Regions from separate parts of the Homo sapiens genome. Here region 1 is linked to region 2. A link is a loop called in an ENCODE intact Hi-C map of the cell type or tissue named here. Cell type or tissue: gastrocnemius medialis. All regions are shown on one strand. Links, peaks and the distances in the headings refer to the core of each region. The heading gives the core; the rest is flanking DNA. Region 1 holds the start of PAXX (PAXX non-homologous end joining factor). Region 2 holds the start of TRAF2 (TNF receptor associated factor 2).

Region 1 (12,056 bases), core at 1-8,000, 110 kb before region 2:
GCTGTGGGGTGGGCCTCCCAGTAATGTCTGAGCCCCTTCCTGTGGGTGGCTAGGGGGACTCAGGCAGCCCTACAGAGGCTGAGTAAAGTGGGACCCAGCGAGTCACCCAGAGAGGGGTCAGTGGCCCTGGTCCTGCTCCCAGCCTTGGCTCCTGGGCCCAGCCCAGTCTTCTGGAGGAGAGCTCCTTGGTGGGGAGGTACCAAGCAGGCTGCCAACAGTGGAGCTTACGGTCGGTGTTCCAGGATGGGGGGTGCTGGGCCAGGCAGCCCCATCAGCTCTCAGGTCGGGGACTGGGGTGGGGGACTGATGTGCTGTTGGCCACAGTGCCCAGTCTCATGTGTGAATCACTCAGAAAACAGCTTGTGAGGCCCACCCCACCCCTGCAACCAGCTTTTGGGGACTGAGCCCAGGGGCCTGGCCTCTGTCCAGGCTCTGACAAGATTCCAGGGGCCAAGCCTGCCCCAGGCCTCAAGGCTCCCAGCAGCTCTGCCCCCCTCCCCACGTTCTGGGGACCAAGTCAAGGGCCCTCACTGGGCACTTGGAAGTCGCGCCGACCAAGCTGGAGCCCTGGCGTCCCTCCAATCCCACTGGCAGTGGGAGGCGGGTCCCGCCCAGCCTGGCGGCAGGATGCCTGGGTCTGCTTCCAGCCCTGACCCCCCACCCCCGCTCCACCCACCCAGGCGAGTGAGGACGGGGAGAGCGTGGGTCACTGCCCCTCCTGCCAGCGGCTCTTCATGGTCCTGCTCCTCAAGGGCGTACCTTTCACCCTCACCACGGTGGACACGCGCAGGTGAGGCCCCATCCTGTGGACCCCCGCCTGGCCTCGCACACTGGTGGGCCGGCCTCCTCCCACCCCGCTGCTGCCCGCAGGTCCCCGGACGTGCTGAAGGACTTCGCCCCCGGCTCGCAGCTGCCCATCCTGCTCTATGACAGCGACGCCAAGACAGACACGCTGCAGATCGAGGACTTTCTGGAGGAGACGCTGGGGCCGCCCGAGTGAGAGCCCCGGCAGGGTGGGAGGGGAAAAGAGGGGGGCCCAGGGAGGACGCGCGCAAGACAGAGCCCAGGAAGGCGCTGTGGGGGTACTGTGGGGCCGGGACGGGGCTGCCCCCAGTCTAATGGAGTCCCACCCCCTCATCCCGCAGCTTCCCCAGCCTGGCGCCTCGTTACAGGGAGTCCAACACCGCCGGCAACGACGTTTTCCACAAGTTCTCCGCGTTCATCAAGAACCCGGTGCCCGCGCAGGACGAAGGTGAAGCGGGGTCAGGGGGTCGGGTGCCCAGGCGGGAGGGCGCCCTGGGCCTGGTCCTCACCGCGCCGCCTGCCCCCTAGCCCTGTACCAGCAGCTGCTGCGCGCCCTCGCCAGGCTGGACAGCTACCTGCGCGCGCCCCTGGAGCACGAGCTGGCGGGGGAGCCGCAGCTGCGCGAGTCCCGCCGCCGCTTCCTGGACGGCGACAGGCTCACGCTGGCCGACTGCAGCCTCCTGCCCAAGCTGCACATCGTCGACGTGAGCACGGAAGGTGGGCGGGCGGGAGGGTGACCGCGGCGCGCCTGGGGGACGGCAGGTCCTGACCGCGCCCCGCGATCCTGCCCGCAGACGGTGTGCGCGCACTTCCGCCAGGCGCCCATCCCCGCGGAGCTGCGCGGCGTACGCCGCTACCTGGACAGCGCGATGCAGGAGAAAGAGTTCAAATACACGTGTCCGCACAGCGCCGAGATCCTGGCGGCCTACCGGCCCGCCGTGCACCCCCGCTAGCGCCCCACCCCGCGTCTGTCGCCCAATAAAGGCATCTTTGTCGGGAGTGAGGGTGTCCTGACATCTGAAGGGCCAGAGGTCTCGGGATCACTTCCCATCCCCAAACCCCAGGGTGGGACGCTCAGCCCGATAGCCCAGAACCACAGGGGCAGGAGCGCCGGGGGTCGGGCCGGTCCCATCCTCCACGCTAAGAAGGCGCAGACTCCAGGCCTCCTGCAACCGGTGGCCTCAGGGATCTCCAGGACCGGACTGGGCTCCCAAACCAGTCAGGCCGGGGTGGGGCGGGGTGCCCCAGGTGGATGGGGGCTGGCACATTCCTCAATCCTGTCCCGGGGCAGGCGCTCCCCTCCCCGCAGGGCACTTCCAGTGTCTCAGGGTCTACACGGGACTTCTGTCTGCATCCTCCCACGGGGCTCCGTGCCCTACCTGGGTGCGGCCTGGGAGGGTGGGAACAAAGTTCTAAGCCTTGGGGAGCCCTGGCCCTGCCTGGCTGGGCCCCTCTCAGCTCCTGGGCTGGCAGGGCTGGAATAGCTGGACGGTCTGAGAGTGCTCACCTCCCTCCGGCCCAGCAAGGAAGTCTCCAGGGAGCTGAGAGGCTGCAGCATCTGTTCACATCCTGTGGCCCTACACCCAGAACACAGGCCCAGGGGTGTTCCCTGATCCCTTCCCAGGCCAGTGCCAGGAGTCAGAGCCCCACCAGAGCCTCCAACCAAGGGAGCTGTTTATTTGACAGGGAAGGAATTTGAGGAGCCGTGTTAGTCCTGGCCCAGGACAGGCAGGTGGAGGTGGTGGCGGGGGGTCTCTGATGGGGGCCTCAAAGACTGCCTCTCCCCTCATAGGCGGACTCCCCGCGGGGCCACGCTTGTGCTGCACCTTCAGGTCTCATCGAAGTCCACGCCACCAGCTGGTTTCTTACTGGGAGGGAAGAGGGGTGTCACTATGGCACTATGGTGTGGAGAAAGGGGTGGGGTCCAGGATTGGACCCTGGGCGCAGGAAGGGGGCTGTGGGAGGGTACCTCTTGAACCCGGGGTTGATGAGCGACTCTCCTGGACACCGCCTCCTGACTCCAGGTCCAGGGCCACCTCTCTGGGGATCTGGGTCTGGGGGAAAACAGGACAGGGGCAGCTCCTGAACCTGGCAGCATCCCAACCACAACCTTCTCCGAATAGATAGGCATTCTCTCTGGAGCGTGAGTCTTGTTTGGGGGGAAACTGAGTTCCAGGTTAAAGAGCACAGCCCTACTTGAGTCACAGGCGGACATGCCTTACCTGGTAAGAAGAGCTGAGGCCCTGCAGGCCGGGGGCTCTTCCTCGGGCTGACAGCTGTCTCTTCTGCAGCTGGGGAGGAAAGCCCATGGGAACCCCACTCAGTGCCAGGAGTGGGGGCAAGAGCAGGGGACCCCAGTGAAGGTATGAGGTGCCCACCCCCAATCCTACCTGCCAGTCGCCGCTCCAGGCTCCACACGCGTTTTGCCAGGCCCAGTGTCAGCGCCCGCAGCCTGGGGGCTGCCTCTGGGCCTGGTACCTTGGAGAGGTCAAAGGCCAGTGCCGAGGGCCCCCCTGAAAGCGTCAGGGATGCTCTGTCCTCCTGCAGAGTCAGAGCCACAGCTTGCTGCTCACAGGCTGCCCTGGGAGAGGAGAGGTGCGGAGAGCTGTGGCAGACCCTCCTCCTCCCCACCCGTCCTTCCTCCCTGCTTGGGTCTCACCTGAACCGGGGGGTGATGTCCTCAGCCGCACTCAGGCCAAAACGGGCTTTCTAGAGAGCACAGGGGCTTGTCACGAGCTGCCTGGAACCCGAGGCCCACTGGGGGCACCCGAAACCTGCCCGACCCCAGAGCCCTAGCCAATGGGAGGACTACAGCTACAGGGCGGGCAGAGGGTGTCAGAGCCTTCTGGGGAATCCCAGATGTCTGTCGCCCCATAGACGATCTGCACTGCAAGGAGGGGTGTGGCGGCTCCCAGACCCGCCCAGTTACCCACGAGGGCCGCCAGGCTGTCCGGCGTGAAGCAGGTGCTCCAAAGCTCCGCGGCGTCGGTCACGCTGGGGGAGAAGGCCTGTCAGGCGGGGCCGCCCGCGGAGCTCCCTGCACCCCTACCTCCCCGCGGACCCCCACTCACTAGAGGTTGAAGCCGCCGCGGTCCCCCTCCCCGCTTTCCTCCCCTTCGCAGTAGCACACGAAGCGGGGCGGCTCGGGGCCCGGCGGCAGCGTGCAGAGCGGCGGCGACAGCGGATCCATGGCGCCGGGCGAGCGGGAACCCGGCGGGGCGGGGCTTGGGCGCCGGGAGGGGCGGGGCTGTGCGGGCTCAGGGCTCCTGCGCGGAAGAACGACTTCCGGAGCCGGGTGCAGGCCAGTCGCGGGCTTAGGGAGCTTGCGCGGGGCGGAGTCTGGTTGGGGGCGGGGTCTGTGTGTGGAGGCGGGGTTAGGGGCGGGGTTATGAGGGTGGGGGGATTCGGGGCGGGGCTAAAGGCACAGGCCGGGCCGCGCGGACCCGGTACCCGCGCGGGCTTCAGGCGACTAGAGGCCGAGTTTAGTGCGCGGGGCGGGCCGGAGCAGGGCGTCCTGGGTCAGGGATCCAGAGGCCCTGCCCCCAGCGCTGGCCTCGCCGGTCGTGGGCTCCACGGCGCGATCCCGGGCTCTGGCCCTCGCGCCCGCGAGCAGCCCCACTCGAACCTCGCCCCCTCCCGCCCCCGCCCCGGCTCCAAGTCCAGCCGAGTCCAGGTTCCCTCCGTGGCTCTGCGGATACATCCTGGAGCCCCGCCCTTCCATCGTCTTCACACACAAACCGGAAGCTTCCTAACTCTAATCGTAAGAAGTTACGGTTGGTCCGGCAAGGTGACTCACGCCTGTAATCCCAGCACTTTGGGAGGCCGAGGCGGGCAGATTGCCTGAGGTCAGGAGTTCGAGACCAGTCTGGCCAACATGGTGAAACCCCGTCTCTACTAAAAATACAAAAAAATTAGCCAGGTGTGGTGGCGCACGCCTGTGAGGCAGGGGAATTGCTTGAACCAGGGAGGTGGAGGTTGCAGTGAGCCGAGATCGCGCCACTGCATTCCAGCCTGGGCAACAGAGCGAGACTCTGTCTCAAACAAACAAAAAAAGAAGTCACAGTACAGAGCGATCTCCAGGGAAGAAGGCTTCTGCGCTCTCTGTCCCGCGCATGGTATTCCTCCAGCTCCTCCTACGTGCCTGTTGTCCTAGGCCTGGATATCGATCAACAGACAAGGTCTCTGACTCCCTGGAGCTTCTAGGATCCAATAGGAGAGACACCACACTCTCAGGCAGGGCCAAGCGCCAGGAGAAACTGCAGCGGGTGCTATGAGGGCAGGAGGAAGAGGATGGCTCCCACCAGGGACAGGGAGATCCCAGGCGGAGGCCTGGCCACATAAATAATGGTTCTGTTCAAGGCTCGGCAAGAAGGCCAGGTTGGCAGCATGGTGCTGTGGGGAGGGCCAGTGGGTCTGTAAGCTACGCTTCCATATCGGAGTGCTCCCACAGCAAGCCTGCCTCACCTCCTCCTGCTTCCCAGTTCACTCCCAGTCCTGGCTCCTGCCCCCTGGGCCTCTGCACATGCTGCTGTTTCTGCCTGGCACATCCTTTCCCCAGACTCACATGCTTCCTTCAGGTCTTTACTCAAAAGTCACTTTAGTGAGACCTTCCCTGGTGTTGTTCTGACATTGCAGCATGCTGCCCAGCTCTCACATCCCTCTCTCCTGTCATTTCCCTATTTTTCACACTTCTCACTGTAGAAAGTACACTTTGGCTTGCTTTATTCTGGCAGCTAGCTCCCTGTTATACCCTCCTGGGTTTAGACTTTTCTGCACTCCCCTCCCCTTGGGCTGGACTTTATTAATGACTTGCTTCTGGCAACTAGAATAGGACAAAATTGCTCTTGAATTGCTGGGTGTGACATGAGGCAGCCCTAAGGGGATGACCATGGCCAGCAAGGGAACCGGGAAGCTGACGCCCCAGCTGAGCCTTCCCATGAGACCACATCATCGGCCGGCAGCTTGACCACAGCCTCCTGAAACTTTGTGTCAAAGGCCCAGAGTCCTGCCTGGCTGACACTGGGAGATAATGCATGCCTGCTGGTTAAGCAGCTGCATTTGGGGTAACCTGTCACTCTGCAGTAAGTGACCACCAATACACTTATTTACCCTGCTTATTGTCCATCACCCCAGGAGGTCCATGAGGGCAGGGATTTCTGTCTGTTTTACCTGCCAGTGTATCCGTCTCTTCAGCGCTTACACAATGGCTGGCACATACAGACACTGAATAAACATTGTGAATGAATGAATGGGGGGTGGTGGCTGTTGGAGGTTTAAGCAGGGGTGGATGGGAAGTGGCACGTCTGACTTATGTGTGTGAAGTCCGTATTCTGTGCTGTGAGGAGAGAGGACGGGGGCTGCAGAGGAGAGGGGTGGACCATGGGCTCGGACTGGAGGTGGAGGGAGGAGGAGACAAAGAACAATCAAGGATGGCCCTGGCATTTGGGAAGAGTGGAAAGGGGAGATTCATCCCCAAGATGACTGGGGTGGGGCAGATTTGGAGAGGACTGGGGGGCCTCTTCTTTGTCATGTGAACTCTGAGATGCTGGCTGTAGCAGGCCCCAGATATCAGGCCCTAATCCCTGGGACCTGTGAATGCTATTGTCTATGGAAGATGCTGGGCACTGCATTCCAGCCTGGGCAACAGAGTGAGATCCTGTCTCCCCTTCCCCCCAAAAAAAGGAAAGAAAAGAAAGGAGTGTTTGCAGATATTCCCTTGAGATGGGGTGATTATCCTGGATTGCCCAGGGAGGCCCTCAGTGCCATCTCAAGGGCCTTTTAAAAGTGAGGCAGAGGAAGCTTTGAGACAGAAAAGAAGGCAGCATGGCATGGAGGGAGGAACTGGAGCGATGCAGCCCACAAGCCAAGGATTACAGGCTGCTATCAGAAGCCAGTGTTGTGACCAAGCGAGTTATACAGAAACGCCACACTTTGAGACAAATTAAAGAGTCCGTTATTAGCCGCGACTGAGAGGCAGCTAACGCTCAAAATTCTCTCGGCCCCGAGGAAGGGGCTAGTTTTGTTTTTATACCGTGGTCTAAATAGGGGAGGGGGGATTTTAGCTGAAGCAATTTTTACGGAAGCAGAACTGGCAAAAAGTTAAAAAAATTAATTGGTTACAAATGCAGTTACAAAAAATAAACAGTTCCAGGTGCAGAGGCTTAAACTATCACAAAGAGATAAATGCAGGGGTTTTGGGTGCCATCCACCACGCGTGTCCCCAGGAGCTGCTGGTGCAGCTTGCCTCAATGTCTTATCAGTAGGTGCATTCCTGGACGTGCTTTGAGTCAGTTTACACTAGCTATGCCTTCAGGGAGGAAGGTGAAAGGGGGCCGCAGGTGAAGAAACTAAAATGGAGTGTGTCCGGCTCTCTCTCTGCCAGGAGAGGGTCACTCAGGTGGAAACAAGGTAGGGTATCCCACCAGAAGAGGCCAGGCCCAGTGGCTCATGCCTGCAATCCCAGTGCTTTGGGAGTTCAGAGTGGGAGGACTGCTTGAGGCCAGGAGTTCAAGGCCAGCCTGAGCAAGACAGCAAGACCCATCTCTAAAAAGAAAACATTAGCCAGGCATAGCGATGCATGCCTGTAGTCCCAGCTACTTAGGAGGCTGAGGCAGGAGGACTGCTTGAGCCCAGGAGTTCAAGGCTTCAGTGATCTGATCGCGCCATAGTACTCTGGCCTGGACATCAGAGCAAGACTCTGTCTCAACAACAACAAAAAAAGAAGACAAAGAAGCTAGAAGAGGCAAGGAAGGTTTCTCCCCTAGAGCCCTCGGAGGGAGCACAGCCCGGCTGATACCTCGACCCTATTAAACTGATTTTGAACTCTGGCTTCAAGCTACAAGTTTGTGATAATTTGTGGCAGCTGTAGGAACTGACACAAGACCAGAAACAAAGATTAGTTCCAAAACATGACGAGAAAACTGCAAAACCTTCATTTAACTAGCCTCAGGCTGGGTCCGTGTGGACCTCAGGTGTTTATTTTACACTTTGGCTCACACCCTGGTGTCATGTTCTGTTTCGTGGCTCACATCGGGCCAGCTTCATCTACTGGCAGCAGCTTTTCCACTGGCTTCCACCACGTCCTTCTCTGAGATACTTTTTTATACTTTTTTTTTTTTTTTTTTTTTGAGACGGAGTTTCGCTCTGTCGCCCAGGCTGGAGTGCAGTGGTGCGATCTCGGCTCACCGCAACCTCTGCCTTCCAGGTTCAAGCGATTCTCCTGCCTCAGCCTCCCGAGTAGCTGGGACTACAGATGCCCACCACCACACCTGGCTAATTTTTGTATTTTTTAGTAGAGACAGGGTTTCTCCATGTTGGTCAGGCTGGTCTCGAACTCCCGACCTCCTACCTCAGGTGATCCGCCTGCCTCGGCCTCTCAAAGCTCTGAGATTACAGGCATGAGCCACTGCACCCAGCCATGGGAGCAATTTTCTTTAATGTAGGATACATTAATACAGTGTATGAGATATAAGGTTAGTGGAGCTTTGCAAGCAGAAGGAGAGGGATTACAAAGTCCCCACGCACACACTTGAAGTCGGTGATGGAGGCAGAACAGGGGAGGGAAAGGGCTGACCTTTCCCAAGGCATAGAGCACCTGGAAGCTGGGCCAAAAAGAGGAGCAAAAGGTCCGGAGAACGAGCTCTAGGGGAGTGGGGGCCAGTCAAGTTTTGGGGTAGCAGAGGTCAACAACCAAGGGAGGTATTTGAGCAAGACTTCAGAGACGGGAGTGAGTGCACTGAGTGGCACTGGGAGAAGGGCAGTCCAGGCAGGGGTGACCTGGGCAAAGGCCCTGAGACACGTGAGGGGCTGGCAGCAGGACGGAGGGAGGGGAGTGGATGGTGGGTCAAAGGAAAGCCTAAAAGAGAAGACCTTGTTGGCCACCATCAAGACTTAGGCCTGAGGCCGGGCATGGCGGTTCACGGCTGTAATCCCAGCACTTTGGGAGGCCGAGGTGGGTGGATCACCTGAGGTCAGAAGTTCAAGACCAACCTGGTCAACATGGTGAAACCCCGTCTCTACTAAATATACAAAAATTAGCTGGGCGTGGTGGCGGGCACCTATAATCCCAGCTACTCAGGAGGCTGAGGCAGGAGAATCGCTTGAACCCGGGAGGCAGAGGTTGCAGTGAGCCAAGATCGCGCCACTGCACTCCAGCCTGAGCAACAAGAGCGAAACTTCGTTCCAAAAAAAAAGACTTAGGCCTTTACTCTCAGTGCAATGGGACCCACTGTGGGGTGCTGAGCAGGGGGGCCTGATCTGACACATCTTGTGAATCCATCCCCTGGGCTTCTAGGTGGAGAAAGGGCTGAGCGTGGGAGGTGAGGGACTCGATGCGTCTGCAAGGGATTGGGGGCTGACCACAGCTGGACCCACAGCCACCCCCAGAGGCTGCCCCACCCTGGAAGGAAGGAAAGGGCATCCCTGAGGCTGTGGAGGGCAACCTGCATTTCCCGGCTCGGAATCTTCCTGGGAATGCAGGGGGGATGCAGAGCCACTGTGCTCCGCCGAGTGGTGTTTTTTTGTTTTGTTTTGTTTTTTTTCTGAGGCAGAGTCTCGCTCTGTGGCCCAGGCTGGAGTGCAGTGGCACAATCTTGGCTCACTGCAAGCTCCGTCTCCCAGGTTCACGCCATTCTCCTGCCTCAGCCTCCCGAGTAGCTGGGACTACAGGCGCCCGCCACCACACCCGGCTGATTTTTTGTATTTTTAGTAGAGACGGGGTTTCACCGTGTCAGCCAGGATGGTCTCGATATCCTGACCTCATGATCCGCCCGCCTCAGCTTCCCAAAGTGCTGGGCCCGGCCCGAGTGGTGTTTTTTAATAACAAATTTTCTGGGCTGGGCCCAGTGGCTCACGCCCGTAATCCCAGCACTTTGGGAGGCCAAGGTGGGTGGATCGCTTGAGGTCAGGAGTTTGAGACCAGCCTGGCCAACATGGCAAAACCTGTCTCTACTAAAAATACAAAAATTAGCAGGGCGTGGTGGCGATCACCTGTAATCCCAGCTACTTGGGAGGCTGAGGCAGAAGAATCACTTGAACCTGGCAGGTGGAGCTTGCAGTGAGCCGAGATCGCACCACTGCACTCCAGCTTGGGCGACAGAGCGAGACTCCATCTCAAAAAAACAAACAAACAAAACTCTGACCAACTGAGAAGGAGAAATCAGAGCATACTGCACCCCGTAGACCCATCACCCAGATTAAACACTATCCAAATATTCACAGATTTGCAACCAGTATTTTTATTATTATTTTGCTGAACTAGGTACATTACAGCTAGTAGGCTATTTTCCTTCAAATTCTTCGAGACTTGTCTGTAAAAGACAACACTGTCCTACATAGACTCCAGGCAGGGCAGAGTTTTATGCGGCTCCTCCTGTCCTCCTCGCCCTCCACTCTCCGTGGACAGGCCCTGGGTCAGAGTTGGGAGCGCTTCGTTGGTCTCCGGAACAGCCAGGCCTCTGGGGCGGGTCCTGGAGCCAGGAGTCAGGGGCTGGGGAGCTGGGGGACCCGGAGGGGCGCCTGGGGATGGAAGCCGCCGACACTGACTGGGGCAGCCGCTTGGGAGGACCCGGAAGGCCACGTCGCGCGGCGGTGTCCGCTGAAGCCTGGGGCGCGCGCCGCGTGGTGTCCGTGTCCCGCCCTCCCGGCGCCCCCAGTCTGGGGGTCTGGGTCCGTGCGGAGGTAGAAAAGTCCCAGAGCTGGGGCTGGGGCCCGTCCTGAGGAACCTCCCTGCCACGGAGCCGAGGCTCGGTCCCTCCTGGGCTAACGCCTACCCAGAGGGGCAACAGGGGGTGACCCGGCCCCTCCCCCAGGGCGCCCATGTACCTGGCCGCCCCCCCGCCACCCCTCCCTGCCCCCAAGAAACGCACAGCGCCACAGGCATTCAGGGTGTTTATTGCGCTTGGGGCCAGGGTGTGGAGGGAGGGGGCTCTTTGGGCAGGGCTGGGCGCACGGAGCAGCTGACCCCTGCGGGCACTCAGGGGCTGGACCCCTCACTGCAAAACAAGGAGCAGGTGGGCGGCGTCCCCTGCCTCCGCCCCCTCCCGACGCGCAGCCCCGCGGTTCCCCAGGCTGCTGCGGCTCGGATCCGCCCGGGTGCCCCATCACCCCCGCTGTCGTCCCTAGCTGCCCCGAAGGTAGAGGGCCCCGCGGTGCAGCCCACCGAGCTGGGAGGGCCCATGGTCCGCGGCTCCGCATGGCCATGGTCTACTCACCCGGGAGAGCGCGCCCGCACACTGGTCTGCAGAGAGATCGAGCCTGAGGCGCCACCCCGCGCCCCCTTCCCTGGGACGGAGGCCCCCGACCTGCCCCAAGGCGATCTCCTCCTGGGAACACCGGCCTGGGCAACGTCTCGCCCTCCCCCGACCCAGACAGGCTGGGTCTGCCCCGGGCACTTCTGTCCCGAATCTGAGATCAGTGGAGTGACCAGGGCCTGGCCCTTCCAGCAGGGGTGTGACCCGGGGCCTGGCCCTCCCAGCAGGGCTGCCGGCACCGCTCACCCGACTTCGGCAGCAGGACGCCCTGGCTGGGGCTCAGGCCCACTTGGGGCGCCAGTAGCTGCATCTTCTGGGCGCCTTCGGGAAACAGCTCGGGCGCTCGAGCTGAAGGTGGGGAGGGCGGGTAAGCTAAAGGGAAGGGGCTGGAGGGGCGAAGAGAGGGAGAGAGGGGCAGGGAGGGGCCGGGACCCGCGGCCACAGACACCAGGAGCCAGCGGTTCCACCTTCCGCGTGCAGAAAGGGCTGGTGCAGGCACAGGGGTGACATCCCAGACCCGAAGCGGGGGTGTCTGGGTCTCCGCCCCGCAGCCCGCCCACCGTAGAGCTGCAGCCACTGGTTCCGCAGGCCCCCTTTCCGCATCTCCAAGTACAGCAAGGCAAAGTGCTGGTAGTCGGAGAAGGCCACTCGGATGTCACTCAGGGCCATGGCTGGAGGAGCGAGAGCCGCTGACCCCAGGCCCAGGGCACCTCCCCCCCGAGCGTGGCACCCCTCACGCCCCGGCCCCAGGTGCCAATCCAGCAGTCCATGCAGCCTCCAGGGCCCCCACGCCACAGCCCTGCCTGCTGCCCCACCTCACCTGGGTTGCTGAACTGCCCCGGTACAGCACCCTCGGTGAAGGTCGTGTCCATTTTCTGGCACCCGCCATGGGGCCTGGGGAGAAAGAGCCCCAATCCCCTGAGTGGCCACCCCTGCCCAGCGCCCAGGCCTAGAGCCTACCTTGCTGTCTCTGAGCCCAGGGTCCCCTGTTCACCCTCACAA
Region 2 (14,765 bases), core at 2,697-10,696:
CAAAGTGGCTTCTAATCCACTTTGGACAAAGAAATTTTCTATTTTTAAGTATCATTGGTTTTTAAGCCACATTCTTTTTATTTATTTATTTTTTTGAGACGGAGTCTCGCTCTGTCGCCCAGGCGGGAGTGCAGTGGCGCGATCTTGGCTCACTGCAACCTCCACCGCCCAGGTTCACGCCATTCTCCTGCCTCAGCCTCCCAAGTAGCTGGGACTACAGGCACCAGTCACCATGCCCAGCTAATTTTTTGTATTTTTTAGTAGAGACGGGGTTTCACCGTGTTAGCCAGGATGGTCTCGATCTCCTGACCTCGTGATCTGCCCGCCTCGGTCTCCCAAAGTGCTGGGATTACAGGCGTGAGCCACCGCGCCTGGCCTTAAACCACATTCTTTAGGACAAAATCCTATTTTATACTTATTATAAGATGTTAAATAGGATATAAAATGTGAAGAACCCTATGAGTGCAGTCATGCCAGTGTACGAATGGGGCAAGAAAGTAAAATAAAGGATCGTTTTGCTAGGGTAGACAGATTCAGAATGGGCCGGGCACGGTGGCTCATGCCTGTAATCCCAGCACTTTGGGAGGCTGAGGCGGGTGGATCACCTGAGGTGGTGATCGAGACCAGCTTGACCAACATGGAGAAACCCATTTCTACTAAAAACACAAAATTAGCCGAGTGCAGTGGCTCACGCCTGTAATTCCAGCTACTTGGGAGGCTGAGGCAGGAGAATCGCTTGAACCTGGGAGGCAGAGGTTGCAGAGAGTCAAGATCGCACCACTGCTCTCCAGCTTGGGCACAAAGAGCGAAACTTCGTCTCAAAAAAAAAAAAAAGATTCAGGGTGAGCGTTCTTTTTTCCCAATGTCACTGAAGAGTGTCCTGGTGCATCTTTCAGACAAAGCTTGATTCTTTTCATATCGACATTCCTCCTAAATGCGCTCTTGAAGGTGGAGACAGAGGTGTGCCCTCCCTGCCCTAGGCATGCCTGTCAGACATAAAAGAACCACAAAAATGGGCCAGGCATGGTGGCTCACACCTATAATCCCAGCACTTTGGGAGGCCGAGGTAGGCAGATTGCTTGAGCTCAGGAGTTCAAGACCAGCCTGGGGAACATGATGAAACCCTGTCTCTACCAAAAACACAAAAAAATGGCTGGGCGCGGTGGCTCACACTTGTAATCCCAGCACTTTGGGAGGCCGAGGCGGGCGGATCATGAGGTCAGGAGTTCAAGACCAGGCTGGCCAACATGGTGAGACCCCGTCTCCACTAAAAATACAAAAAATTAGCCAGGCATGGTGGTGCAAGCCTGTAAGCCCAGCTACTCCAGAGGCTGAGGCAGAAGAATCGCTCAAACCTGAGAGGCGGAGGTTGCAGTGAGCTGAGATCATGCCACTGCACTCCAGCCTGAGCAAGAGCAACCATCTGTCTCAAAAACAAAACACACATAAAAAAACAAATCTAAAAATACAAAAAATGGCCAAGTGTGATGGCATGCATCTGTGGTCCCAGCTACTCAGGAGGCCGAGGTGGGAGGATCTCGCATCTGTGGTCCCAGCCACTCAGGAGGCTGAGGTGGGAGGATCACCTGAGCCTGGGGAGGAGGAGGCTGCAGTGAGCCGAGGTTCACAACAAAGTGCACGTCCTCCACCACCGGCAGACGCTTCTCACAGACACGGCCTCACGTGGCCATCGTGACATCCTGACACGGCTGGAAGGTCGGGGATCATTATTCCTGTTTCCAAATGAAAACACAACCCCAGACAGCCAGGACACGGCAGGCAGCCCGGTCAGGGGACCCTGAGGTCCCACTGATGCCCACACTACACTCTGGGGTTCTTTGTGCTTAGAGATTCCTTAAACATTTTATTTGAATCTCATTCATAAATACATTTTAAGAACTAATGAAAACCACCACGAAGGCTCAAAAGTGCTACACCAAGATTTTAGCACACTTCTGACAGTGCCCCAATTTGCGCACATGTTGGAATCCGACTTCCACTGTGCCTAGCACTTACCAGAACCTCCTCCGGCTTAGACTAGGGAGCTCTCAGTGGCCTACACACGAGGCAGGAGGAACTGAACTGAACACCATGGTCACCTGAACCAGACACACAGACTGAGACCTGGTGCGCGGCCGGACGGCATGGGCTGCTCTTGCTTTCTGTACGTATCATAAGAGACGTGAGGGGTCAGCTAGGAGCGATTCAACCTGGAAACGAACAATGTGCTGCTGGTTTTTTCAGGCTTCCAGATCAGTTTTACTCTAAAACTCCCAATTCTATCAGCTAAGTCAGCTAAAAACAAAAGTGCCACCCCCGTGGTGACCAGCTGAACGAGCGTGTGGTGGGGACTCTCACACATGCGGTGACCGACTGAACGAGCGTGCGGTGGGGACTCTCACACACACGGTGACCGGCTGAACGAGCGTGCAGTGGGGACTCACACGCGGTGACCGGCTGAACAAGCGTGCGGTGGGGACTCACACACGCGGTGACCGGCTGAACGAGCGTGCGGGGGGGACTCACACACGCGGTGACCGGCTGAACGAGCGTGCGGTGGGGACTCTCACACACGCGGTGACCGGCTGAACGAGCGTGCGGTGGGGACTCTCACACACGCGGTGACGAGCTGAACAAGCATGCGGGGGTGATTATCACACATGCGGTGACCGACTGAATGAGCATGCGGGGATGACTGTCACAAATGTAGTGACCGACTGAATGAGCATGCAGGGGCGACTCTCACACAAGTGGTGACCGACTGAATAAGTGTGGGGGGAACTCTCACACATGCGGTGACCAACTGACACAGTGGCTTGCACCTGTAATCCCAGCTACTTGGGAGGCTGAGGTTGGAGGATCACTTCAGGCCAGGAGTTCGAGACCAGCCTGGGAAACATAACAAGACCTCAGGTATAAAAATAAAATAACAAAAAAGTTAAAATGGCAAAGAAATGTCAAAAACAGGTTTTAAGGCCGGGCAAGGTGGCTCATACCTGTAATCCCAGCACTTTGGGAGTGCCAAGGCAGGTGGATCACCTGAGGTCAGGAGTTCGAGACCAGCCTCACCAAAGTGGAGAAACCCTGTCTCTATTAAAAACACAAAAATTAGCCGGGCATTATGGTGGGTGCCTGTAATCCCACCTACTCTGGAGGATGAGGCAGGAGAATCACTTGAACCTGGGAGGCAGAGGTTGCAGCGAGCCGAGATCGCACCATTGCACTCCAGCCTGGGCAACAAGAGCGAAACTCTGTCTCAAAAAAAGAAAAAAAAAGGCCAGGCGTGGTGGCTCACACCGGGGGACAGAGCGAGACTCCGTCTCAAAAAAAAAAAAAAAACAGAAAAAACCACACAAACAAAAAAAGAAAAACAAACAAACAAGTTTTAACGTAAAAAAGCCCCTCAGTGGTGGCTCACACCTGTAATCCCAGCACTCTGGGAGGCCGAGGTGGGCGGATCACGAGATCAGATCGAGACCACCCTGGCTAACATGGTGAAACCCCGTCTCCATTAAAAATACAAAAAATTAGCTGGGCGTGGTGGCGGGTGCCTGTAGTCCAGCTACTCGGGAGGCTGAGGCAGAAGAATAGCGTGAACCCAGGAGGCAGAGGTTGCAGTGAGCCGAGATCGTGCCACTGCACTCCAGCCGGGTGACAGAGCGAGACTCCCCTCCACAGGAGAGTGGGGGCATCTGGCACCCTTGTTGCTGGTAGGGCCGAGCTGTGTGTTCCCTTCACAATGGGACACCCCCACAAGAAATCAGAGGCCTTCACTAAGCTGGAGTCATCAGGCAGCTGAGACCTGGCATCCTGACTCTGGTGTGTGAACATGGTTTGGTGGCATCGGTGACTCTCAAAAGGACAAGCTGTATTGTTACACAAGTCAAACACTGCCCAAACCATGACATCAAATCAGATATGGGTGCAACCTGGCCGCTGCAGGGGTCACCTAGTCGCCGCAAACGCTTGGGTTCAACCCAGGCCTCGCCCTTCTCACAAGCAGACTCCAAGATGCCCCAAATGCTGGAGATTCAAACCTCAATTCATGTCTCCACCAACAGCACACAACTGCTTCATACAATACTGGACTCCACGTAAGAGTTCACTGGGTGGCACCCGATTCTTTTTGAGATGGAGTCTCGCTCTGTCACCCAGGCTGGAGTGCAGTGGCGCGATCTCGGCTCACTGCAAGCTCCGCCTCCCGGGTTCACGCCATTCTCCTGCCTCAGCCTCCGGAGTAGCTGGGACTACAGGCGTCAATGGCACCTGATTCTAACCCACTTCTATAAAAGCTCATCTGAGTAATATTCAGGAACACTGATCTGCATGCAGCCATGAATATGAGGCCCTCCAAATACTAGAAGTTAACTTTAAAACTGTAATTTCATGGCCGGGCGCGGTGGCTCATGCCTGTAATCCTAGCACTTTGGGAGGCCGAGGCGGGTGGATCACCTAAGGTCAAGAGTTTGAAACCAGCCTGGCCAACATGATGAAACCCTATCTCTACTAAAAATACAAAAAATTAGCCGGGCGTGGTGGTGCACGCCTGTAATCCCAGCTGCTCGGGAGGCTGAGGCAGAAAAATCGCTTGAACCCAGGAGGCGGAGGCTGCAGTGAGCCGAGATCGAGCCACTGCACTCCAGCCTGGGCAACAAGACCAAAACTATCTCAAAAAATAAATAAATAAAATTACAATTTTATATGTAACCCCATCTTTTTCAGGCTCAAAATAATACCAAATAGAAGCTTGATAACAACCTAAACTCTTAACAACTGTTTATACAAAAGTATCAGAAGCAAGCGTGGTAGAAGAGGAGATCTTGAACCTTACAAGTGTCCACCCATTAATACATTCAGTTCCTCTTATTAAAAACTAGGGCTATTAACAGGGAGAGAGACTGAGTTACAGGGCAGTAATTCCGTCCCTTCAAAATCATGTGGCCACAGAGCAGGGTCCGTTCTCAGTCCTAGTTTCCCTTGACTTGACCCAGACCAGACTCCCTCCTCCTCCGAGCCCCGTCTTCACCGGCTGCCAGACACCCCACCCCCTGTCGGCCCTACACCGAGTGGAGGCTTGGTGCTCTTCTGCACTGACCCTCAGCCCTCGGGGCCTCAAAATGACAACTCCAAAATACCCAGCTCTGGCCCTGACCGTTCCCCTGACCCCAGGCTGCCCATCTGGCCGCCTCCCGAGAGGCCATGGGCGCTGTGACTCCTTCATCTTGGCCTAGGAAGCACCAGCCTTCAGCTGCTCACGCCAGATTCTTGCAGACATTGCAACTCCTCTTTTTCTCGGCTCTACCTTCCACAAACATCCCCTGCTACTGCCAGGACCAGGCCCCGGCCCCGATCCCGGCCCGGTCCACCGCAGCCCATCCCCGCACTGGCTCCTTGCTGCCCCCGACCCTCCCAGCAGCCAGAGGGACTTTTCACCCAGGCTCAGCCTGGGTCTCCCCAGCCACTGGGCAGGAAGGCAGCAGAGTCGGCTCCGCCCCCAGCCTCACTGGTCTTCCCCGACCCCTGGCTGGGGGGCGCTGGCAAACTCAGGGGTCGGAGGCGCCCCTGACCCTCCCGAGCACGCAGCCGGCTGAGGGTGCGGGGCTTCGGGGACACGAGGGGCCCACAGCTGAGCGTGGAGGGGCGACAGGGTGCGGGGGAGCGACGGACCCGGGACGGGGCAGGGCCGGGTGGGCCGCCCACGGGCCTCAGGCGGTACTGGGAGCCGCGACCCCGCGCAAAACCCCGGACCGTGCCCTGGCGCTGCTCCGAGCACGGCCGCGCGCGTTCCCGAACTTTCCCGCGCCAGCCACGCTCGGACTTGGTTTCCGGCCCAGCGGCTCAGAGAAATCCCCTCGGGCTGGCCCCGCCCCCGCCCCGCGGCCTCTCCCGCCCCCGCTCCCGCTCCGGCCCGGAGTCTCCCTGAGAGGTGCCCGCGCCTGCGCCCGACCCCGCGCCCGACCCCGCACCCGACCCCGCGCCCGCGCCCGACCCCGCACCCGACCCCGCGCTCGCCTCACCCAACGGTCGCAGCGCGCCCGGAACTAAGGGCCCGCCCAGCTACCGCCCCCAACGCCGCCGCCGCCGCCGCCGCTCCGCCGCGTGCGCCTGACGGACGGACATGGGAGCCAACCAGCCAGCCCTCAGGAAGCTGTAGCGAGAGCCATTGGCCAGATACGCCCCGCTCCGAGCGCGCCTGACGGACTGACGCCGGAGCCAACCAGCGAGCCCGCAGGAGCCGCAGCGTGCGCCGATTGGTCGGCGCTGAGACGGCGTGGGTACCTAAGTCGCCCTCTGCTTTTTCCTCAAAGAGCGCGCCGGGGCGTTGGTGCGGGGAGCTGGTGAGGTGCTGCGCTGTGGGGTCCGCGCTAATTGGGTCCCTTCCCCAGGTGCGGCGAGACAGCGAGGCCCTTGCTTCCCCTCCCGTGGCCCCGGGGCGGAGACCCCTGCCGCACACCCGAGAGGTGAGCCGGGAGCCCAAGCCGGGCGACACCGGTTCCCACGAGGCGCGCGTCGCGCGCGGGACGCGGGGCCCTGGCGGGGCGGCCGCACCTACCCGACACCTGCGGGTCCCTCCGCCTCCCCCGGTGCCGGGCGCAGAGCGGCGCCTCAATTTGGGTAACATTTATGAGAAACAGGACTAAAAGAATACTGCACACTTAAGTAAGGTATTAAGGCTATGGGGTCTCCTTTTGGGGTGAGGTAATGCTCTGCAACCGGACAGTGGTGACGGCCGCCCGACATGGCCGGTGTGCTAATCTACTGGGTTGTGCACTTTATTTATTTTTTTTTTTGAGACGGAGGCTCACTCTGTCGCCCAGGCTGGAGTTCAGTGGCGCGATCTCGACTCACTGCAACCTCCGCCTCCCGGGTTCAAGCGATTCTCCTGCCTCAGCCTCCCGAGTAGCTGGGACTACAGGCGCCCGCCATCACGCCCGGCTAATGTTTGTATTTTTGATAGAGACGAGGTTTCACCATGTTGGCCAGGCTGGTCTTGAACTCCCGACCTCAAGTGAAAACACAACCTATGGCCTCCAGACACTCAAATGAAAACAGTGGCCTTGGCGGCCAAAACAGGGGCTGCCCTAGGAGTCCTGTGGGCTGCATGGGGGAGGCGGCACTGTCATCTGCCCAGGAGAACGGGAGCTGCAGCAGGTTCTCTCTGGCGGTGCACGGGCTAGCACTGGACACACCACCCCCTCTCCATCCAGCCTTTGGTGAAATGGAGACCTTTCACCCCGCTTTGCAGAGAAGGAAACGTTCACGGAGGTAAGTCTCCTCCAAGCATTCAGACCCTGAGACCACGGGACTCCTCAAGGATGGAATACACTGCAAAACAGGGCAGGCTTTGAAGTTGCATAATTTACACAGGCCACGCTGTCCCCAGGCGCCAATGCCACATTTCATATATGTTACTTGGTTTGCAGTTGGAATTCCCCTCCGCCCCAAACCCACATTCCTGGGACAGCAAGGCCTTGAGATGGAACTCAGGAAGCCATCGGATTCCATCAACGTCATCACCCCTGAGTTTGCTGCAAGCAGCCATGGAAACGTCCCAAGTCCGCACCTGCAGGCTCAGTGAGGTTGCTCAAGCCCAGGAACTAACTGAGCTCTCAAACGTAAGAAGGCGTCTCCTCCTGGCTGCACCTGGGAGGCTCAAAGCTGTCCTGAGTCTGCAGCAGCCAGCTCGGGATGAGAAAGGGTTCACGTGGCAGTTCATGCCTATAATCCCAGCACTTTGGGAGGCTGAGGCAGGAGGACCGCTTGAGCCCATGAGTTCGAAACCAGCATGGGCAGCATGGGGGAACCCCATCTCTACCAAAAAAAGGAAAAAAAATTTAGCTGGGTGTGGTGCTGCACACCTGTAGTCCCAACTGCTTGGAAGGCTGAGGCAGGAAGATGACTGAAGCTCAGGAGGTGGAGGTTGCAGTGAGCTGTGGTTGCACCACTGCACTCCAGGCTGCGCTATAGAGTGAGACCCTGTCTCTTTTTTTTCTTTTTTGAGACGGTGTCTTGCTCTGTCACCCAGGCTGGAGTGCAGTGGTGCGATCTCGGCTCACTGCAACCTCTGCCTCCCGGGTTCAAGAAATTCTCCTGCCTAAGCCTCCGGAGTAGCTGGGACTACCGGCGCACACCGCTACGCCCGGCTAATTTTTTTTGTATTTTAGTAGAGACGGGGTTTCACCGTGTTGCTCAGGCTGGTCTCGAACTCCTGAGCTCAGGCAATTGCCTGCCTCGGCCTCCCAAAGTGCTAGGATTACAGGCATGAGCCACTGCGCCTGGCTGACCCTGTCTCTTTTAAAAAAGAAAAAACAGCCAGGCACGGCGGCTCATGCCTGTAATCCCAGCACTTTGGGAGGCCTAGGCGAGCAGATCACCTGAGGTCAGGAGTTTGAGACCAGACTGGCCAACATGGTGAAACCTCGTCTCTACTAAAAAAATACAAAAGGCCGGGCGCGGTGGCTCACCCCAGCACTTTGGGAGGCCGAGGTGGGCAGATCATGAGGTCAAGAGATCGAGACCATTCTGGCCAACATGTTGAAACCCTGTCTCTACTAAAAGTACAAAAATTAGCTGGGCATGGTGGTACGCGCCTGTACTCACAGCTACTCAGGAGACTGAGTAGGCAGGAGATTCACTTGAACCCGGGAGGCGTAGGTTGCAGTGAGCCGAGATTGCGCCACTACACTCCAGCCTGGCGACAGAGCAAGAATCCATCTCAAAAAAAAAAAAAAATACACAAAAGGCCCGGCACAGTGGCTCATGTTTGTAATCCCAGCACTTTGGGAGGCTGAGGTGGGTGGATCACCTGAGGTCAGGGGTTCAAGACCAGCCTGGCCAACGTGGTGAAACCCTGTCTCTACTAAAAATACAAAAATCAGCTGGGCATGGTGGCAGATGCCTGTAATCCCAATTACTCAGGAGGCTGAGGCAGGAAAATCACTTGAACCTGGGAGGCAGAGGTTGCAGTGAGCCGAGATTACGCCACTGCATTCCACCCTGGGTGACAGAGCAAGACTCCATCTCAAAGAAAAAAGAAGGGGTTCACCTGTTTTAGGACACTCTACTTCCTTCAGGGTAACGGGAAAGTCATTCTAACAGCTTTCAGACAGTGGCCTCCAACATGGGGTGACACACCTCACTGGTCCTGGATGATGACAGTGTTGAAGGGCTGAGTCTGAGACCACCTCAGCCCCACCCCAAGTCCAGAAAAGGTTTCCCAAGCTTGGCAAATGCCCACAGCCCTCGAGAGCAGGTAGTGACCAGGATGACTGCCCCGTGCCGCCCAGTCTCAGAGTACTTGCCCCAGTGCTGCTCTCATGAAAATGCCTTTGTTTAATTTATACTGCTCTGTTTCCAGAAGATTGGCACAGACACGTAAAAAAAAAACTGGCTGGGCATGGTGGCTCACGCCTGTAATCCCGGCACTTTGGGAGGCTGAGGTGGGCAGATCACCTGAGATCAGGAGTTCAAGACCAGCCTGGCCAAGGTGGTGAAACCCCGTCTCTACTAAAATACAAAAATTAACTGAACATGATGGCAGGTGCCTGTAATCCCAACTACTCAGGAGGCTGAGGCAGGAAAATCGCTTGAACCTGCGAGGCGGAGGTTGCAGTGAGCCAGGATTGCGCCACTGCACTCCATCCTGGACGACAGAGCAAGACTCTGTCTAATAATATTGATTGTGATGACAGGCCTGTAAGGCATAGCAAGTTGATACCAGCCTGACTGAGAGGCAGAGGCACACACTGATTGGGAAGCGGCCTCCCCACCCCGCCCACCAGCTTGGAAGCTGTGACACCTTGGCCTGGGGACTCGCCTTGTTTGCTGGCTGGAAAGGGGTGACTCACTCTGGCCATGGCGCAGCTCAGGGGATTCCCACGTGGGCTCCTTCCTGCCGAAAAGAAAGCAAAAGTCAGCCACCCAGGCCTCCAGCAGGGGCAGGGGGAGGGTATGTCCCCGGGCAGTCTCAGGAGAAGCCCCAGCACCCTCTCACTGCCTGAGGATGGGGGTTGCAGGAGCAGGAAGGAGGGCAGCAGTTGGAACCTGGAGATGGACACATGCAGCTGCTGTCCTGGGCTCCGTGTCCTGACGAGGGTGCCAGTGTCCCTGGAGGGGCGGCATGACCATGGACCACAGCAGATGCTGCCGTGGATGCCAGCCACTCACTGGCCTGGCCAGGGAGGACCCCACAGCTACCTACTGGGCCTGCAGAGCACGGGAGGTGAGGGGCCGCCATGCCACTGGCATCTGCCCTGTGCCCAGCAGGGCTCTGTGGATGCATCTGAAATCCAGCGGCTGCGTCTGCCCTCTGTGCCCAGCAGGGCTCTGTGGATGCTTGGCTTCCCTTGGGCGTGGTTGGCACCCTTGAAGGCTCACACCTCATGTCCTTTTACTCAGGTCTTGGGACGACAGAGCCCAGCTTGCACATGGAGCCAGGAGGCAGAATGTCCAAGCTGGGCCCCCCACGGGACCATGAACAAGGGACCCTTGTGTGCCTGGTGCTGTCCCCAGGGGAAGTGCCCACCTCAAATAGCCGCAGTCCACTTGCTCACACCGAGAGCTTGCCTCTTTTTCAGACGTTTGCATGTCAGCCCTGTGCTGCAGCCTCCGAGGGAAGCTGGTTTCACTCTCACTCTGCAGTCATCTGACAGGAGTGTTTCCAGGAAGGCAGCCGCAGCTCCGGGCCAGAGTCCCCTGCAGCAGCCCCAGCCCTGGCCTCACCCCCTCAGGCCAGTGCACGGGGCACAGAGGCTCCCTCCTCATCAGCTCCCCAGGGGGGCTCCCCCAGGGCAATCCCTGATAAAAGGACAAAGGCCTGGGGAGGGGTGGGACCTGGAGGGAGGTTTGCTTCAACGCTGGACAGTGGGGAAGCTCTTGTCCTCCAACTCAATGGCATAGAACCTTGGGGGGAATCTGAAGCCCGCCTGTCCAGGGCAAGCCTGGGGCTGGCTGTGGCCAGGAGACCCTCAAGCACATGAACTTGTGCTGTCACACAGCAGCATCCGTGCCAGCAACCGTGGGAAAGAATGGATTTCTGTCAGCTTGTGTTTTCTGTGAACTTGGGAAGGACACACAGGAAAGTAATAGAAGATTCACACCTGTAATCCCAGCACTTTGGGAGGCCAAGGCTGGATCACTTGAGCTCGGGAGTTCAAGACCAGCCTGGGCAATATAGTGAAACCTCCGTCTCTCCAAAAAATGCAAAAATTAGGCCGGGTGTGGTGGCTCACGCCTGTAATCCCAGCACTTTGGGAGGCTGAGGCAGGCAGATCACCTGAGGTTGGGAGTTCGAGACCAACCTGACCAACATGGAGAAACCCCGTTTCTACTAAAAATACAAAAATTAGCCCGGCGTGGTGGTGCACACCTGTAATCCTAGCTACTTGGGAGGCTGAGGCAGGAGAATCACTTGACCCTGGGAGGCAGAGGTTGTGGCTGAGATTGCACCATTGCACTCCAGCCTGGGCAATAAGAGCCAAATTCTGTCTCAAAAAAAAAAAAAAAATAGCCGGGCGTGATGGTGCACGCCTGTAGCCCCAGCTACCTGAGTGGCTGAGGTGGGAGAATTGCTTGAGCCCAGGAGGTTGAGGCTGGAGTGAGCCATGTCTCTGCCCCCGCCTCCTAAGCACCCGCCAGGACCAGTCACCACGGTTGCACTTCACACCCACAAACTCTAGAGGTCTGTGCTCACACTTGGTCCCAGCAACTGTGACCATCTGGCCAAGGCCACCCAACCCTCCACCCAGGATGCTCCAGGTGGCTGGAAGGTCCCCGCCCACCCTGCCACAGCCACATTCTCCCAGCCCTACCGCCACCCTCCCCAGTGGGGCCTCCCACTTTTTTAGCTCTCGCCCCTTGGTCCCGGGACCAGGGCAACTGCGACCATCTGCAACCTCTGCCCCTGGGCCGCCATGTTTCCACCATCCTTCCCTGCTTCCCTGCACACTTCTCCACCTGGCACCTCCCTATGCTGTGCTCACCTGCCAGGGCCCTGCGCTTAGGTCCTTCTAGGTTCCCTCCAACTACCCCCATTCTGCAGCTAGCTGGGCCTAAGGGAAGTTGCTCCCCAGGGTGGGGCGTCACTGCTGGCGGAGAAACCTGGGGATGACCTGGGCCACTGGCTCACTCTCCTGAACCACATCTGCACAACATGCCCGTTAAAAAAAAAAAAGCTGCTGCCATCCCAGCAATTTGGGAGGCCAAGGCGGGCGGATCATGAGGTCAGGAGTTCAAGACCAGCCTGACCAACATGGTGAAATCCTGTCTCTACTAAAAATACAACATTTAGCCGGGCATGGTGGCACGCAACTGTCATCCCAGCTACTCAGCTGAGGCAGGAGGATCACTTGAGCCCGGGAATCTGAGACCAGCCTGGGCAACATGGCAAAACCCCATCTCTACAAACAATACAAAAATTAGCCCAGAATGGTGGTATGCACCTGTAGCCTAAGCTACTAGGGAGGCTGAGGTGAGAGGATCACCTAAGCCTGGGGAGGTCAAGGCTGCAGTGAGCTCTGGTTGCAGTGTGTGCACCACTGCACTCCAGCCTGGGCAACAGAGCAAGACCCTGTCTCAAAAATAAAAAAATACGCTAAATAAACTTTACAATACAAAAGCGGTGGATTAAAATTTCCATTACCGGCTGGACACGGCTCACGCCTGTAATCCCAGCACTTTGGGAGGCTGAGGCAGGTGGATCACTTGAGGCCAGGAGTTTGAGACCAGCCTGGCCAACATGGTGAAAACCCATCTCTACTAAAAATACAAAAAATTAGCCAGGTGTGGTGGCTCACGCTTATAGTCCCAGCTACTCTGGAGGCTGAGGCACAGGAGTCACTTGAACCTAGGAGGCGGAGGTTGCAGTGAACCACGATCGCACCACAGCACCCCAGCCTGGGTGGCGAGCAAAACTCTGTTTCAAAAATAAATAAATAAATAAATAAATAAATACTAATATGATGGTATAAGTACCCTTTACCCCTTGCTTTTGGAAAAATATGTTAATGTAATGGACATTTTTTGTTGTTGTTGTTTTTGAGATGGAGTCTCGCTTCTTCGCCCAGGCTGGAGTGCAATGGCACAATCTCAGCTCACTGCAATCTCCGTCTCCCGGGTTTAAGTGATTCTCCTGCCTCAGCCTCCCAGGATTACAGGCACATGCCAGCATGCCCGGCTAATTTTTGTATTTTTAGTAGAGACAGGGTTTCACCATGTTGGCCAGGCTGGTCTCGAACGCCTGACCTCAACTGATCCTCCCACCTCGGCCTCCCAAAGTGCTGAGATTACAGGCATGAGCCACGGCACCCGGCTGTAATGGACGTTTTCTAACCAGATGTAGTGGTATGCACCTGTAGTCCCAGGTGCTTGGAAGGCTGAGGCAGGAGGATGGCTTGAGCCCAGGAGTTCAAGGCTGCTGTGAGCTATTACTGTGCCACTGTACTCCAGTCTGGGTGACAGAGCGATATTCTGTCCCTGCAAAAAAAAAAAAAAAAAAGTAATGGAAATTTTTTTTTTTTTTCCTCTGAGACAGAGTCTCGCTCTGTGGCCCAGGCTGGAGTGCAGTGGCATGATCTTGGCTCACTGCAACCTCTGCTTCCCAGGTTCAAGCAATTCTCCAGCCTCAGCCTCCTGAGTAGCTGGGACTACAGGTGTGAGCCATCACGCCTGGCTAATTTTTTGTATTTTTAGTAGAGACGGGTTTTCACCATGTTGGCCAGGCTGGTCTCAAACTCCTGGCCTCAAGTGATCTGCCCGCCTCAGCCTCCCTAAGTGCTGGGATGACAGACGTGAGCCACCAAACCCCACCTCATTCAGCTAAGTTTTTTTTTTTTTTTTTAAGTTTGCAGTAGAGATGGAGTCTTACTGTGTTGCCCAGGCTGGTCTTGAACTCCTGAGCTCAAGCAGTCCTCCTGCCTTGGCCTCCCAAAGTCCTGGGTTACAGGTGTGAGCCACTGCCTGGCCAACATATTGGGTTTTTTTTGTTGGTTTTTTGTTTGTTTGTTTGAGACGGAGTTCTGTTCTTTTTGCCTAGGCTGGAGTGCAATGGTGAGATCTCGGCTCACTGCAACCTCCGCCTCCTGGGTTCAAGCGATTCTCCTGTCTCAACCTCCCAAGTAGCTGGGATTACAGGGCCTGCCACCACACCCAGCGATTTTGTATTTTTAGTAGAGATGGGGTTTCACCGTGTTGGTCAGGCTGGTCTTGAACTCCTGACCTCAGGTGATCCACCTGCCTCAGCCTCCCAAAGTGCCGGGATTATAGGTGTAAGCCAAACCTATTGGTTTTTTGTATTAATTAATGATAACATTATAGTCCAGTTTCTGGCTTTGAGGTTTTTTTTGCTTTTTTTTTTTTGAGATGGAGTCTCGCTCTGTCGCCCAGGCTGGAGTGCGGTGGCACGATCTCAGCTCACTGCAAGCTCCGCCTCCCAGGTTCACACCATTCTCCTGCCTCAGCCTCCCGAGTAGCTGGGACTACAGGCGCCCGCTACCACGCCCGGCTAATTTTTTTTTTTTTTGGTATATTTTAGTAGAGACAGGGTTTTACTGTGTTGGCCAGGATGGTCTCGATCTCCTGACCTCGTGATCCGCCCGCCTCGGCCTCCCAAAGTGCTGGGATTACAGGTGTGAGCCACCGCGCCCGGCATGGCTTTGAGTTTTAACATCTGCAAGTTTGACAACTTTGTCAAAATTGATCTTTTTCTTGTTGTCATGATACTCCAGCTATGTTTATCCACCTATTTTTCCTCATGGTCAACCAGAAAA

Evidence for each region. Peaks named below come from ENCODE experiments on the same cell type or tissue, not always from the same donor. Only the 100,000 strongest peaks of a DNase experiment are listed, where the experiment ranks them.
Region 1: it touches region 2 in a loop (10-fold over the local background); 6 of 110 quality-filtered maps call a loop at or near these places.

Annotation. Positions count from the first base shown.
Region 1 is chr9:136,984,382-136,996,437 of GRCh38, reverse strand. It overlaps PAXX (PAXX non-homologous end joining factor), which reads right to left and starts at 4,016. Exons shown (of 7, transcript NM_183241.3): 1 at 3,876-4,016; 2 at 3,738-3,798; 3 at 3,464-3,513; 4 at 3,195-3,385; 5 at 3,027-3,095; 6 at 2,774-2,858; 7 at 2,462-2,672. The coding sequence starts at 3,994. The coding sequence ends at 2,633. CLIC3 (chloride intracellular channel 3) reads left to right here. Exons shown (of 6, transcript NM_004669.3): 2 at 681-790; 3 at 871-996; 4 at 1,146-1,252; 5 at 1,333-1,508; 6 at 1,599-1,830. The coding sequence ends at 1,757. It overlaps LCNL1 (lipocalin like 1), which reads right to left. Exons shown (of 3, transcript NM_207510.4): 2 at 11,875-11,948; 3 at 10,680-11,725. The coding sequence ends at 11,427. RefSeq lists enhancers at 3,281-3,823, 10,994-11,549, 11,550-12,056 and silencers at 3,781-4,160, 4,171-4,460, 5,907-6,201. In gastrocnemius medialis, for the core only: no CTCF peak of the experiment used is centred there; DNase peaks (open chromatin) are centred at 3,748, 4,107 and 4,557; H3K4me3 peaks cover 2,229 bases; H3K27ac peaks cover 1,680 bases; H3K27me3 peaks cover 1,120 bases.
Region 2 is chr9:136,877,794-136,892,558 of GRCh38, reverse strand. TRAF2 (TNF receptor associated factor 2) reads right to left here and starts at 6,043. Exons shown (of 11, transcript NM_021138.4): 1 at 6,018-6,043. It overlaps MIR4479 (microRNA 4479), which reads right to left and starts at 5,826; the gene lies at 5,756-5,826. It overlaps LOC105376326 (a long non-coding RNA gene), which reads left to right and starts at 6,305. Exons shown (of 3, transcript XR_930448.2): 1 at 6,305-6,461; 2 at 7,209-7,266; 3 at 7,425-7,779. RefSeq lists enhancers at 4,611-5,346, 5,347-6,082, 9,656-10,095, 10,126-10,195, 10,216-10,345 and 2 more and silencers at 5,459-6,268, 6,489-6,618, 11,751-11,800. In gastrocnemius medialis, for the core only: no CTCF peak of the experiment used is centred there; DNase peaks (open chromatin) are centred at 6,168 and 9,808; H3K4me3 peaks cover 2,075 bases; H3K27ac peaks cover 1,846 bases.